2 separate regions of the Homo sapiens genome follow, and region 1 is linked to region 2. A link is an interaction called in ENCODE POLR2A ChIA-PET data of the cell type or tissue named here. Cell type or tissue: MCF 10A. All regions are shown on one strand. Region 1 overlaps LRRC42 (leucine rich repeat containing 42). Region 2 holds the start of YIPF1 (Yip1 domain family member 1).

What was found. Peaks named below come from ENCODE experiments on the same cell type or tissue, not always from the same donor. Only the 100,000 strongest peaks of a DNase experiment are listed, where the experiment ranks them.
Region 1: POLR2A ChIA-PET joins it to region 2 with 5 read pairs; 7 of 35 experiments call an interaction of 5 or more read pairs at or near these places.

Annotation. Positions count from the first base shown.
Region 1 is chr1:53,957,945-53,962,944 of GRCh38, forward strand. LRRC42 (leucine rich repeat containing 42) reads left to right here. Exons shown (of 9, transcript NM_001256409.2): 4 at 205-336; 5 at 2,412-2,530; 6 at 4,090-4,178; 7 at 4,352-4,465. Among named protein-coding and RNA genes, the nearest start is that of LRRC42, 14 kb to the left of the region's middle. RefSeq lists an enhancer at 832-1,538. In MCF 10A, a CTCF peak has its summit at 1,906; no DNase peak of the experiment used is centred here.
Region 2 is chr1:53,887,516-53,892,515 of GRCh38, forward strand. It overlaps YIPF1 (Yip1 domain family member 1), which reads right to left and starts at 2,282. Exons shown (of 11, transcript NM_018982.5): 1 at 2,198-2,282; 2 at 1,729-1,948; 3 at 1,392-1,471. The coding sequence starts at 1,422. RefSeq lists a silencer at 1,041-1,335 and an enhancer at 2,221-2,515. In MCF 10A, no CTCF peak of the experiment used is centred here; DNase peaks (open chromatin) are centred at 2,376 and 2,646.

The sequences.
Region 1 (5,000 bases), 70 kb after region 2:
TCTACCATCACATAAAAAGATGTTCAAGGCATTTACTAATTAAAAAATTCAGCCTTTGCCCTGATAGTAATTAGTGAAGTCTGCTTATTCCATAGTACTGTGTCCTGATGGGATGGTAGGATATTGACTATGATACAAATCCACAAATGGTAATGCTTTAAGAGTAGTGAGGGGAAGCTATTGATTGCTCTCCACGCTCCGTAGGTATCTCGTGATTTCAGAAAAGCTTGAGGAGATTAAGTCTTTCCGGGAGCTGACCTGCCTGGATCTTTCCTGTTGCAAGCTTGGAGATGAGCATGAACTTCTAGAACATCTCACCAATGAAGCCCTGTCTAGGTACTGACCTGTCACCACTTGCAGATGAATTGTTTCAGTATTGTTTTAAAGGCTGATCCAACAGGATTATCTTCAGGAATGCTGATTACTTCCCATTCTTATGTTGATTTGCTTTTTTTTCCTAAAACATTTTCAATCTCCATTTACTTGGTATAAGCAATATAGATTAGACAACCCTTAGAAAGTCAGTCAGTTGACTCAAGTCAGTTAGTTGACTCTTTTTTTCTAAGTAACTTTTATTTTAATATGTAATACTTGAAGCTACGTAGGTTAAAAAGTGGTTTTGCCCCTTATTTATTTATTTTTATTTTTATTTTTTTTGGAGACAAAAGTTTCGTTTTTGCCACCCAGGCTGGAGTGCAATGGCACGATCTCAGCTCACCGCAACCTCCACCTCCCAGGTTCAAGCAATTCTCCTGCGTCAGCCTCCCAAGTAGCTGGGATTACAGGCATGCACCACCACGCCCAGCTAATTTTGTATTTTTAGTAGAGACGGGGTTTCTCCGTGTTGGTCAGGCTGGTCTCGAGGTCCTGACCTCAGGTGATCCTCCCGCCTCAGCCTCCCAAAGTGCTGGGATTACAGGCGTCAGCCACTGCGCCTGGCCCTATTTATTTATTTCTTTAGACGGAGTCTTGCTCTTGTTGTCCAGGCTGGAGTGCAGTGGCGTGATCTTGGCCCACTGCAACCTCCACCTCCAGGTTCAAGCTATTCTCATGCCTCAGCCTCCTGATAGCTGGGATTATAGGCGCCCCCCACCACGCCGGCTAATTTTTGTACTTTTAGTAGAGACGGGGGTTTTGCCATGTTGGCCAGGTTGGTCTCGAACTTCTGACCTCAGGTGATCCACCCACCTTGGGTTTTGCCCTTTATTTATCCAGTCCTAGTTTATTCTAGCAAGGGATGAGACATTATACCATAGTCAACAATCATTATCGTTTGCTACTTTAACTATCAATGAGCTACAATTATAAAGAAAATGAACTATTAAAGACAGCCAAAGAAATTCTTTTCAGGAGTCATGATTTAAAGAAATGGCCCAGTTCATACCATTCACAAATAGTCTGACTGATCTCAGGTTATTCTGGCCAGCAAAGAGGAGGACAGATGGATCCCTCTGTGGTTTTATAAACACCCAGAAGAACAACAGCATTACAAACCTAGGTCTAACCTACTACCTGAGGCCTGCTTCTGACAGTGACACCTACCTACTGCCCCATAAAAAGATGCTGTTGTGTGAGGCTAGCCAGCATCAAGGCTCAGATTTCTTATGTGAAAACGGAGCATATTAATATACCAATTCCAGCTTAGCATCAGATGGATTGGATTATGGGTATACCTTATTAACCCAAACTGAAAATCTAGATTGATAAAGCTGGTTAAATTTAGAGGATTGTTTGCTTTGCAAAAATAATTCTCATAGGAGTTCTTTAGCAGACTTTCCTGACATAGTTAGAATGTTTTTGATTTTCACACCATTTGTCAGAAAAGCAGCTTTTGTTTTAAAGTATATTTATCCCCTAGTGGAAGTCCATTTACCTCATTCAACAATATACCTTTAGTGCCCTCTGCCCTCTGAAATTAGTACTGCATGACACTAAATTAACTCTCACTTGGTAACTGAAATGGCACCAAAAAATCTTTTTTTTTTTTTTTTTGTTAGGCAGGGTCATGTTCTGTCACCTAGGCTGGAGTGCAGTGGTGCAATCATAGCTCACTGCAGCTTTGAAATCCTTGGTTGAAGCCATCTTCCTGCCTCAGCCTCCCAAGTAGCTGGGACCACAGGCACACAGCACCTTGGCTAGCTAATTTTTTAAAATTTCTTGCAGGGATGGGGTCTCTAACTCCTGGGCCCAAGTGATCCTCCAGCCTCAGTCTTCCAAAGTGCTGACATTACAAGCATGAGCCACCATGCCCAGCCCAAAAGAGCTTAACTTTGTTAAATGCATTGGGTATGAAATAGCAAGAGGTAGAGGATATGTTATATTTTTAAATGAAAATGTTGAAAGCATGTTTTTATACCTAGATTGTCTCAAACTCTCTTTGAGTAATTTATGTATGTACTTTGTTTCCCTAGTGTAACTCAGCTCCACCTGAAGGATAATTGTTTATCTGATGCTGGGGTGCGGAAGATGACAGCACCAGTTCGAGTGATGAAAAGAGGCCTTGAGAATCTAACATTATTAGACTTATCATGTAAGTTTTCTTCGAAATTATAGATTATTTTAATGTTGGAAGAATGGCCTTAGAGATCATGTAGTTCTTCCTCTTCATTTTAGAGGTGAGAAAGGAAAGGTGACTTTCCTCGGTGCCATAGAAACTTGGTGGCAGAACAGGATTGAGGCCAAAGACTCTTGACTCCTGGCCAACTGATTTTTCTAGCACATACCACCTCTTTAGGGTAGGAAAAACCCTTACACATTCATCCATGCCACTCGCTGTGTGCAAACAGAGACACCTTTCATCATATTCATTGCATACTTAAAGGACATTTGACTCATCTTTATTTTCCTTGAGTCTCTGATCCTTGGTGTCTGTCAGCTAGGTCCTTTTTTATCAGTGTTTGCCTGATGAAAAGCTGGATGAACGGATAATTTACTCAGATTAACCAGATATTGACTCCAATGGTAAGAGGTTGACAGAGATCATTTACAATTTAACCGAGCATCCATTGACTCTATGGCAGGACAGTATGATGCCAAAAGAATAGAAAGAGCAGTGGTTTGAGGTCTGAGGACCCTTCTTGGTCTACCACTTTTACTACCAGTTATATACCTTCAGACCAGTTATTTAACCACTTTGAGCATTGGTTTTGGCCTTTGTAAAATGAGGATAATAATGAATGTCCTGGCTGGGCGCGGTGGCTCACGCCTGTAATCCCAGCACTTTGGGAGGCCGAGGCGGGCAGATCACGAGGTCAGGAGATCAAGACCATCCTGGCTAACACAGTGAAACCCCGTCTCTACTAAAAAGATACAAAAAATCAGCTGGGCGTGGTGGCCGGCACCTGTAGTCCCAGCTACTCGGGAGGCTGAGGCAGGAGAATGGCGTGAATCCGGGAGGCGGAGCTTGCAAGTGAGCCAAGATTGCGTCACTCACTCCAGCCTGGGTGACAGAGCAAGACTCTGTCTCAAAAAAAAAAAAGAAATAATGAATGTCCTCCCTACCTCCCAGGGAAGTGTATTCATTCAACAAATATTTTTTGAGCATCTACAATGTGCCAGGCACTACGCTTATGGCCTTGAGGACTCAATGCTAAGTGTAGTACTCTCTGACGTGAGAAAGTAATATATAAGAAAGGATTCTGAAAATAATGCAAGTTGGTAAGAGTGGTGATAGTATCTGTGTCTAAGTTCCCTTGAATATCTTTTTAAAATAAATAAATGCTTTTACTTTGGAGGTGAAATGGCCATGAATAAAGTATGATAAACCATTGTAATACATGTTTATGTATGTTTTCATATGGTTCCAAATTAAACCCTTTGGGATAACTACCTGGTTCATTTATTTTTCTGCTCACCCCCAACTCCTAGAAAGTAAGAGCTGTAAAGGATCTTTAGGGATCATTGAGTGTGGCTCTTTTATATTACAAATAGTAAAGATCAGACCTCTGTATTTAATTTACTTTGAAAAGTTTGCCAACTCAAATGTTTTATAGTTTATCATTGCCCGGACGTTTTTCTGAGCTTATTTTTGGTTGTCATTTTAACAGCATTTATATTGTGACAGAATGCTACGTTGTTTTTGACATCTAGGTAACCCTGAGATCACAGATGCAGGCATTGGATACCTCTTTTCTTTTAGGAAACTAAACTGCTTAGATATCTCTGGGACAGGGCTCAAGGTAAGACTTTTGGTTCCTTCTCTCATTTTTCTAGACTCAACAATTTGATATTTTGCCTGTGCTAATTGGTATTTAGAAAGGGCTGGTATTTATGATGGTCTTTATTTACTACTGAAAACAAGTAAGAATTAACCAAATGTATTTGCATTTCTGATCTGTCTCTGCCTCACTAGGACATCAAAACCGTCAAGCACAAGCTCCAGACCCACATAGGCCTTGTTCACTCCAAAGTGCCTTTGAAGGAATTTGATCATAGTAACTGCAAGACAGAGGGCTGGGCTGACCAGGTACTCCAGATTTTTCTTCCTTGCGGTTGATGCAGCTTTTCATCTTAATTCCAAGTGTCTTATCCAACACATTGAATAAACAGTAATCCACTTGGTAGTCCTTGGTTAAATTGTCATCTTCATGTCAAATTGGAGACACTGATGGGCTATAACTGGCCCACGTGCTTAAAGAATTGGCGCCAGACCTTATATCTCATGCTCTGGTCACTAGGTTGTGCCTTATCTTTACTGGACCTAGGAGAAAATGTCATCTTACAGATGACTCAGAAAATAAGTGAATTCTGGCTTGCTACACAAAAAAGCAGTCTGACCCAACTTCAGAAGGACAGATTCTCTTAGTAGTGTGTATATACAGGAGAGAGAATAAACTCCGGTGTCATGCAAATAAAGATTCAAATATGATTCTTCTCTTTGTTTTGGGAAAGTTTCTTACCTCCCACAGCCTTAGTGAGGAGGTGTCTTTCTTGTCCTTCTCTCACTGAGTCTTAACAGTGAGAGAACTTTACTTTGACTTCCTTTTGTCTTGATGGTCTTT
Region 2 (5,000 bases):
AAGGAAGGTAAAGGCTATAATTCAGAAAAAAGGTGACAGTGACCTTGAGCATGGTGAGAGTAGTGGTGGAGGTGGTCAGATGCTAGATGAATTTTGAAGACGAGGTTGACAGTATTTGCAAATTGAGGTGGATTTCTAGTACTTGCAAATGAAATAGATTTATCTTTAAACAGTGTATCTCTTCCTTAGATAACAGAGACAGCATAAGCTGTGATACCAGACTGGATGGGTTCAAATCCTGATTTTATCCCTTACTAACTGCGTGACCATTAGGCAAATTATTTTTCTGTGCCTCAGTCTCCTCATTAATAAAACAGGGGAATAAAGTAACTATTTCATAAAGTTGACATAAGGATTATCTGTACAGGATTTAGAACAGTGCCTGACATATAGTAAATGTTAGGTAAGGTGTTAATAAAACAAGTAAGTGGGCCAGGCCTGGTGGTTCATGCCTGTAATCCCAGCACTTTGGAAGGCCAAGATGGGTGGATCACAAGGTCAGAAGTTCGAGACCAGCCTGGCCAATATGGTGAAGCCCCGTCTCTACTAAAAATACAAAAATTAGTCGGGTGTGGTGACGGGCACCTGTAGTTCCAGCTACTCAGAAGGCTGAGGCAGGAGAATCGTCTGAACCCGGGAGGCAGAGGTTGCAGCAAGCCAAGATCGAGCCAAGGCACTCCAGCCTGGGCAACAGAGTGAGACTCCATCAAAAGAAACAAACAAACAAACAAACAAGTGTTCATCAATCCCTAGCCTAAGTCAGGCTCTGGGTTATGAGTCCTAATATCTCCTTGAACTTTTCCTCCAGCACTTTCATAGTTTGTAGGTATATATTTAAATGATCATTTAATAAATACATGTCCCCCTCACTAGACTGAGAGCTTCACAAGGAAACTATTTTGTTCACTCTTCTATCCCTGATAACTAGAACAATTGCCCGGTTCCTGGTCACAACCAGGAGATATTTACTGATTCAATGAGGGAATGATCTGATCACATTTCATCCTAATGATCTTTTTACATTTTTATCTACTCCACCAGTGGATAAACTTCTTCATCTTTTTGTCTCCAGTATCTTGTACGGTTCTAAGCACAAAGTAAGTGCTCAATAAATGTTTTCTGAACTAAAGCAGGAACTGTGTAAGCATTTTCTGTAATCACTGTACTAAATTTATGATACTCGTTACCAATCTGAAGGGTTATCTGGCAAAAAAAACAAAAACAAAAACAGCTGGTGTGGACAAACAGGAAACACCTGGATGTGGCCAACAGCCACCAAGATGTTTGAAATAATATCCTTCAATGTGTGAGGCAGTATAGGAATGAAAATACTTGCTGTGACTGTAGCAACAGTGATCATAAATATAAAGGTGGGCACCCAACTGGTATACCTTCAAATTGCAAGTCATCTACTGCTGCCATTCGGCCAGTGAGTCTTCTCCCAATTATGAGGAAGAAAATTTGCAGGGTTCTAAAAGAAAAAAATAGGTAAACATAATAGGATGACAGTATAAAGTATCTGCAAACAACTCTTATGTATTAGAAATGGTATCACTTTCCCTTGCCTCCCTTTTCAGTGGGGTTTAATAGGTTTATATAAAGATAACCACTAAGCATCAGGTATTATTAAATATTAAAACTGTAACAAAGAAACTAACCCCGGGGATCCAAAGGTTCCAATTCAACCTTATTTGGTTGTGTATGTACCAGGAATGAATCTCAACTCACTGTGTGAATGTTTAGAGAGCAGGTGCAGCCTAGAGATGTAACGATGAGGAAGGAGAGGCTGAGGTTTGAAAGAGGTGATGGGGACAGTGAAGAACAAAGGCAGTTCAGCCTAGCCAGTGGTTAAAGGCACAGGCTCTGGGGTCAGACAGAGCTGGGTTTGATTCCCGATTCTGCTGCTTCTCTGCTGTATGCGCGCTCCTCGCGGCCTCAGTTTCCTCATCTGTAAAATGGGTGCATAACGATACCTAGTCACACAGTGCGGGGGTCATTAAATGGGAGTGCGTGTAAGGAGCCTAGAGCGGAGTCAGGCAATTAGTAGGCAATGGGGTGTCGGCGACCCTGCAGCCCGGGACACCGCGAAGCAGAGGCAGTGTTTCAGGGAGAGGAGCTGGGCCGCGGCGGCCCGGGCGGGCAGGAGATCCTGAACCCCCTTAGCCTCGTACAGGTCCCGCAAACTCGGCAGCCTCACCTCGCGGGGTTAGGCGTCCCCCGGGTCCCGAGAAGGCTCGGGCCTCAGTTGCTCCGCGCCGGTTTCGGTCCAGCCCAGTTGCCGGAAGCCGGAGATCCGGGGGGCGGAACCTCTCCGCCTCCTCCGGGAAGAGCCCCGCCTCCTTAAAGAGACAGCAGCTCCCAGAGAAACCTGCGTGCTGCGGCGCGCAGAGCCCGCTCCCGCCCGCCCTTCTCCCGAGGCTGAGCCTCGAGTTCTTAAAGAGACAGGCGAGGGCGGAGTGGTGGGGTCGCTGAGTGTGACTACTTGGGCTGGCCTTGCTCCAGGGAACGTAGAAAATTCTCGAGTTTAGGGTTTTCTTACTGTGTGTTTATACCTCTTTTCCTAAGGAAATATAAAATCGGGTGATGAAAGACGATTGTGAAAGAAAAAATTAAGTCACCCGCGTCACCAGTCCCTCAGTTTCTTTTGGCCACAAAAATTTCACTGGTGAGAAAGTACATGATGAGTCAATTACATTCTGAATGAGTGATCGAAAGCGCGATGTCTGTTCGTATGAGCACCCCCAGTAAGTGAGCGCTTGGAAAGACTTTACATCTAATAATAGCCATATATAGTGTATTTTTTTCCCCAAGATGATCATGATCAGGCTTTGTACATGCAGGATCTCTAATTCTCAGAACAATCCTGCTATCTTGGGGTGATTATCCTCATTTTACAAAGAGAAAGCTGAGGCTTAGAGCATGTGCAGGGCACTTTTGGTTGAGTATGTACCAGGAATGAATCTCAGTTCATGAATTCAGCTGTGCTAGTATATCAGCCACCTCTTATGTCCCATTTCAGATCATCTTGGCCTCACCTGCTGCTTATTTCACCGCCACTCATCTTATTCCAGCGTCAGCAGATATAACCTGAGTGAGCTTGCCTCCAGTCTATGCCTCAGGCTTCTCACTTTCTGCTTCGAGGCTTGTTTCTTCATGCGATGGGGCCATGGGACCTTGCTGGAGCCAATCAGCACCCAGACAGGTGCATCCCAGAAGTGTAGGGGTAGAGAGTTGTTAATGTCTCATGAGGCAAATCTCTGACCAATGGGGTCAACACTTGATGAATATATGCTTTTCCTGTTTTTCCCCCTCAGGCGCCCTTTCATATAGCTTTCAAACTACCTAGCAGGATTAAGCAACCAAATGCCTTTGGAAGTGACGCATTTGACAATGCATCTTCGCAATGGGTCTCCTTCCTTCCCTGATATACAAGCCCTGTACTTCACTCCTGGTGCTTGGATTCATACTTGCCAATAAACTACTCATATGAGGAAGCAATATGAAGGCATGTTGGTACCAAAAGTGGCCCCAGAAAATAAAACCTTAGGTTGGCATTTTCTAACTGAACTGCGCACCAGTCACATGGCAACAACAAATATATTGCTGGTGTTAAGGGGAGAGAGAAGGAGGGGGGTGGTGGTGGTGTGATAACACTTAGAATAGAATGGCATCACAATTACTAAGGTGTCTGTCTGCAGTTGATTGGGATAACGTGCAGGTAGAAGATAAGGTGCTGAGTTATCTAGTGGCTGTGGCACAGGAACATTAAGAGGACAATGGTAATTATAAGGACTATGGAATGGACTGGGTGTTCTTAACTCCATTGGAAACCTTGAAAATAAAATGACAGACTTAGAACAGCCAACTGTCAACTTGAGGCACTTTGTGAAAGCTAGAGAGCCTCTATGGCAGCTTTGAAGATTCTTATTCTTCTATAGCCTTGAGAAAGACTGGACTGAAAATCAGGCCCAAGATCTAATTGTAAGGGTGGCAAAGTTTCAACGAAGACTGAATGCACAGCCTCTGTAGGTCTCCTCCATCAAAGCTGGGGCATTGTCAGAAAATGAATGGGAACCTGAGAACTGGGATGAGGATATTTGGGTAGGAAAGCCTGAGACTTGACCATCCCTCGTTTCCAGTTTCCCTTGAATCTTTCAAGGGAAAGGTGGCTGTGGCAGAAGTAGTCCTTTCCCCCTTGTTAAAGGAAAGCAAAGTCCTCTTGCTTACGGATCCTGCAATGATTACCTGCACAACATTGCTTTGGACTAAGGGACCAATTTAATTGTAAAGAACATGCAACAGTGACACATAACCATGGGTCTTACCCACTGGTCTTACCATGTGACTCAGTCATCCAATAGTAGGTGGCCTAATAGGATGGTGGAATGGCTTGTTAAAGGCACAGTTAGGGCTCCAGGTTGGGGAAAATACTCAGGAGACTGGGGCATTGTCCTCCGGCATGTAGTACATGTACTAAACCAATGGTTTATCAATTATTTATAATGGTACTTTGTTCTAAATACCTATAGATTTGCAAACCAAGGGGTAGCACTTCTTACTATCACTTTCAGTGAAACCTACACACATAGAATGTGTGCCTCCTGCGTCACAAGTTTAAGTTCTGCTTGGTTGGAGATCCTGGTCCCAGGGAAGCAGGGAAGGCGGAGAGAGAACACTTCCATTCCAGTTACAGTTCCACTGAATTGGAAGCTGTAACTACCACTTAGGCATTTTTGGCTTCTCATACCACTGCACCAGCAGGTAAAGAAAAGAGTGCCGGCTGGGCGCGGTGTCTCACGCCTGTAATCCCAGCACTTTCGGAGGCCAAGGTGGGCGGATCACCTGAGGTCAGGAATTCGAGACCAACCTGGCCAACATGGCGAAACCCATCTCTACTGAAAACACAAAAATTAGCTGGGCATGGTGGCACACGCCTGTAATCCCAGCTACTTGGGAGGCTGAGGCAGGAGAATTGCTTGAACCTGGGAGGCGGAGGTTGC